Regions from separate parts of the Homo sapiens genome. Here region 1 is linked to region 2. A link is an interaction called in ENCODE POLR2A ChIA-PET data of the cell type or tissue named here. Cell type or tissue: IMR-90. All regions are shown on one strand.

Region 1 (2,500 bases), 160 kb before region 2:
TTGTGTACTTTTTTTTCTTCTTCTTCTTCGGCATGGAGTTTCGCTCTTGTTGCCCAGGCTGGAGTGCAATGGTGCAAACTTGGCTCACCGCAACCTCCTCCTCCCGGGTTCAATAGATTCTCCAGCCTCAGCCTGCTGAGTAGCTGAGATTACGGGCGCCCGCCACCACACCCAGCTAATCTTTGTACTTTTAGTAGAGACAGGGTTTCACCATGTTGGCCACGGGCAAAAGAATTTTGTTGAGGGCAAATAATATGAGACCACAAAACTGCCTTCCCTGCTCAGTTTTAATTTTCACAGTTTTAATTTTTAGCCTTCTCTGGTTACCAAAATAACCACGCTCACGGCCGTTCATTTGAAGATATTTCCAGTTAACGTGTGTGAAGTGGGTTTTTTGAGATGTAATTTACAAGCAATAAAATGCTCCTGTCTCTGCTGTCCTGCCTGCCTTCCTTCTCCATCACAGGATTCTCCCTGTGCATTTTCCTTTTCCTTTCTGAGTTTTGTTTTGTTTTGTTTTGTTTTTTGAGATGGGGTTTCCCTCTTGTCGCCAGGCTGGAATGCAATGGTGCGATCTTGGCTCACTGCAATCTCTGCCTCCCCAGTTCAGGCAATTCTGTCTCAGCCTCCCAAGTAGCTGGGATTACAGGCATGTGCCACCACGCCCGGCTAATTTTTTGTATTTTTAGTAGAGACGGGGTTTTGCCATGTTGGCCAGGCTAGTCTCGAACTCCTGACCTCAGGTGATCCACTGATCTGCCCCCACCTTGGCCCCTCAAAGTGCTGGGATTACAAGCGTGAGCCACTGCACCTGGCCTTTTTTTTTTTTTTCTTTGTTTTGAAGCAGGATTTCACTCTGTCACCTAGGCTGGAGTGCAGTGGCGTAATCTCAGCTCACTGCAACCTCTGCCTCCCGGGCTCAAGCAATCCTCCCACTTTAGACTCCCAAGTAGCTGGGACCATAGGTGTGTGCCATCAGACCCGGCTAATTTTTAAATTTTTTGTACAGGCTGGGCAAGGTGGGACACGCCTGTAATCTTAGCACTTTGCAGGGCCTAGGCAGACAGATCACTTGAGGTCAGGAGTTTGAGACCAGTGTGGCCAACACGTACTAGAAAGCACGAAAATTAGCTGGGCATGGTGGTAGGTGCCTGTAGTCCCAGCTAGTCGTGAGGCTGAGGCAGGAGAATCCCTTGAGCCAGGGAGGAAGAGGTTGCAGTGAGCTGAGATCACGCCGCTGCACTCCAGCCTGGGCGACAGAGTGAAGGGATTCTGTCTTCAAAAAAATAATAATAATAAATAGGCCAGACACGGTGGCTAACGCCTGTAATCCCAACACTTTGGGAGGCCTAGGCAGGAGGATCACCTGGGGTCGGGAGTTTGAGACTAGCCTGACCAACACGGAGAAACCCCTTCTCTACTAAAAATACAACATTAGCCAGGCGTGGTGGGCACCTGTAATCCCAGCTACTCAGGAGGCTGAGGCAGGAGCATCTCTTGAACCTGAGAGGCGGAGTTTACAGTGAGCCAAGATGGCGCCATTGCACTCCATCCTGAGTGACAGAGCAAGACTCCGTTCTCAAAAACACAAAACAAACAAAAAAAAACTGTATCCTAAGCAAGACAATGGATCCCCCAGGCCCACCCCTGGGCTTCATCAGCGATGATCACGGCTCCTCTTGTCTCCCATAACCCCCACCCTGCCCGGTCAAAATGCCTCCCTTCCTATGTGATTTTCTTCCAACATTCTCCCATGAAAAAATGTCAGACGCGGCCGGGCGTGGTGGCTCATGGCTGTAATCCCAGCACTTTGGGAGGCCAAGGCGGGCGGATCACCTGAGGTCACGAGTTCAAGACCAGCCTGACCGTCATGGTGAAACCCCGTCTCTACTAAAAATACAAAAATTAGCTGGACTTGTTGGCGGATGCCTGTAGTTCCAGCTACTCAGGAGGCTGAGGCAGGAGAATCGCTTTAACCCAGGAGGCGGAGCTTGCAGTGAGCTGGGATTGTGCCACTGCACTGCAGCCTGGGCAACAGAGCTAGACTCCGTCTCAAAAAAAAAAGAAAAGAAAAGAAAAGAAAAAGTAAAAAACATCAGATGCAGAGTGGGCCTGAGAGAATTTCACATTTCACGGTGACCACAATAGTGCCACCACCTACACCAGCGCTTCCCACCTGAGGTGACTCTGGGCCCAGGGGCCACGTTTGTGGGCATCTGGGCTGTCACAACCAAGGAGGTATATTATGGGTTGAATCATGTCCGCACAAAGATGTCTGTGTCCTCAACCCCACAACTTCTGAATGGGACCTTGTTTGGAAAGAGGGTCTCTGCAGACAAGTTAAGCCAAAGTTGTACGGGAGGGGGTGGACTCTCATCCCGTGACTCCTGTTCCCATGAGAAGAGGGAAACCAGGACACATACAGGGAGACATGGGTGTGTGAAGACAGAGGCCGAGGTCAGAGCGATGCGGCCACAATGAGCGATGAGGCCACAATGAG
Region 2 (2,500 bases):
GGTGTGCATGGCTTGGGGTCGATCTGCAGGAAATTTCAAATCAGCTGGTTGTGAATAAGAGGCTGTTTCTCTAGGAAAGAGGGTGTCAGCACAACAGCAGCCACGGCACAGCAGCCCGGCCCGCCCCGCCCCGCCGGCTCCATTCACCCTGTATCCTCCTGCAATATCCAGCCTCAGCACCAAGGCTTAATCCTTCCCAATCGACCCCACGTTCAAACATACTCTAACGCAAACATCGGTCAGAGTCCAGGAAAAAATGAAGCAGAGGAAGGACAGGGGAGACAGAGAGCGGGTGTGAGCTCCCGGAAGGGCACTTACGTTTCGGCCATCTAGCGTGTGCGGTCTGCTGGCCAGCACCGTCCCCACACAGTTTGGGTCTTTAAATTTGACAAACCCAAAGCCTCGAGACTGGTTGGTGGTTTTATCTTTCATGATAACACAATCTACGACTTCTCCATATTGGGAAAAGTAGCTGCGCAGAGTCTCTGCTCAGAAATCGGGAAGAAAACACAAACACACAGGGCCAGAGCATTAGGCACGTGCCTGGCAGTGCTGCCGGCACGCACACTCCTCCAGTCCACCAGCCACGCACCGAGCGATGCTGCACTGGGGGTGGGGGGTGTACGGGAAGCGCTGGGGAATTCTGCCCAACACACACTTGAGGTCCTCACGTAAATCAGGGGCTGCCAGTGAGCACAGCAGTGGCCAGCGGTTACAACCTGACTTTGTAGGCGTCCAGGAAGGCAACGTTTAAGGCAAGGCAAACAAGACAACTCTGAATGCTGGCAGTGGCCAAGGAGCGCCGACTTTGCTACACACTCTTTCCTCCTATTCTGAACTCAGTAACAGCCTGGCCAGCCCCCAGCCCTCTGCACTTCCAGACAACAGCTGTCTGCCTCCACAAGCCACCTCAGCCCGGAGCTAGGAACCTGCAGCCTGAGGTCTTCCCTGTAACTTGGGATGGAAATACCAAATTAACAGTCTCAGAGCAAATACACACTTACTCTGTCCCCTGCCCAGAAATCAGAACAACGTCAAAAGGACTTTAAAATATCCAAGACAGTAGCAAGAGGCGGGCAGACACAACTTGAAGGCCGAGGTCCTAGAGCCCATCTGCAGTACCCACCTGACACCCCTTCCCCACCTACCTTGGGTCGTGCTCCAGTCAAGACCGCCCACGAAGAGCTTCCTGCGATTCAATGAGAAAACATTCAGGATCAAGACAGCGCTCGCCTTAGAAATGCCCCCATCCAAGCCAAGCTGAGGTCTTAATTCAAACCACAGAAGCAGCTGACGCAAACGTCCTTGTGCACGTGACGGCATACAAAGCTCACAGCAATGGCGAGTCAGCCTCGCCCATGCTGTCTGCAGACATGAAAGATGATCCCAATCCTTGCCATGGGGAGAGGACCGTGCCACAGAGCCGCACGCTGACCTCATGCGTGGCGGGCGATGAGTTCCTGGGACAGGCCAGTGGTGACGGCACCACGCTCACCTGCACTGCTGCCAAGTGGGACACAGGCTCGCTTTCCTACAGCTTTTGCGAGTATTTTATAATCAGGAAAAAGAATGTAGAAGTCTACATCTGAAATGATGCACAGTAAACTAGAAGCCTATGCCACACGGCCTCTGAATTACAGCCTGGGGCGGGGGTGGGGGGACACAGACAGAAGCCTCCCAATGAGCCTGCACTCACGAACTAACGAGAGGCCCACAGATGAAGGTGAAGGCCCTGAAGCTCCAGTCTCAGCACTGGCCCCACTTACTTACCCCCGACAAACCCGCGCCACCCCCATTCTGGGGCTGTCTCTTATTGGCAGATGAGAAGGGCCTGAAATTCAGTCTCAGCACTGGCACTTCCTGCCTGCCCCCACCAAAGACCCGCGCCACCCCCGTCCTGGGGCTGTCTCCTCCGGGCAGAAGAGCTGGAGCTCTCCCAAGGCGTCCGCCATCGACCCTGCAGCGACGCCCAAGGGCCCACTCACCTTTCCACCTCACTGCCGCTCCAGGTGGCCCCAGGGCCTTGGCTGTGCCAACTCCCAATGGGGACTGTGCCAACTCCCAATGGGGACTGTGCCACCTTGAGTCAGCCATGGCACCCACTGGGCATGTCTGAGACACCACAAGGCTTACCCAGGCACGGGGCCTTAGATGTCATTCAAGCTTCCCCCAAGCCCAGGAGGCAGGGAAGAGGTGGTTCTATCGGCGACTCTCCCATCCTGCCTGCTTTCCCTGGGAAAGAGGACACGCATTCAGAAATGAAGTCCCTGAGCTGAATCTCAGCTGTGACTCAGTGCCAGCACCATCATCACCCTTGGTCTCCAGAGAGCAAAACACCGTGCAGGCCAAAGCTCCCACCTGAGCCGCAAGAATCCTGCCAGCCTCACTGAAAGCACCATTCCCACGCGGGGCCCTGTATCCCTGACGGCCAACCACACCACCCTTGGCTTCGGCTTTCAGCAAAAACGTCGCTGTCAGGTTGAACACGTTACTGCCCCAC

What was found. Peaks named below come from ENCODE experiments on the same cell type or tissue, not always from the same donor. Only the 100,000 strongest peaks of a DNase experiment are listed, where the experiment ranks them.
Region 1: POLR2A ChIA-PET joins it to region 2 with 6 read pairs; 3 of 35 experiments call an interaction of 5 or more read pairs at or near these places.

Annotation. Positions count from the first base shown.
Region 1 is chr19:1,571,532-1,574,031 of GRCh38, reverse strand. It overlaps MBD3 (methyl-CpG binding domain protein 3), which reads left to right. Exons shown (of 7, transcript NM_001281453.2): 7 at 1-436. Among named protein-coding and RNA genes, the nearest start is that of MEX3D, 4.5 kb to the right of the region's middle. In IMR-90, no CTCF peak of the experiment used is centred here; no DNase peak of the experiment used is centred here.
Region 2 is chr19:1,416,189-1,418,688 of GRCh38, reverse strand. It overlaps DAZAP1 (DAZ associated protein 1), which reads right to left. Exons shown (of 12, transcript NM_018959.4): 2 at 1,149-1,189; 3 at 319-485; 4 at 1-23. Among named protein-coding and RNA genes, the nearest start is that of DAZAP1, 9.9 kb to the right of the region's middle. RefSeq lists enhancers at 1,567-2,161, 2,162-2,500. In IMR-90, no CTCF peak of the experiment used is centred here; a DNase peak (open chromatin) is centred at 1,298; H3K27ac peaks cover 897 bases.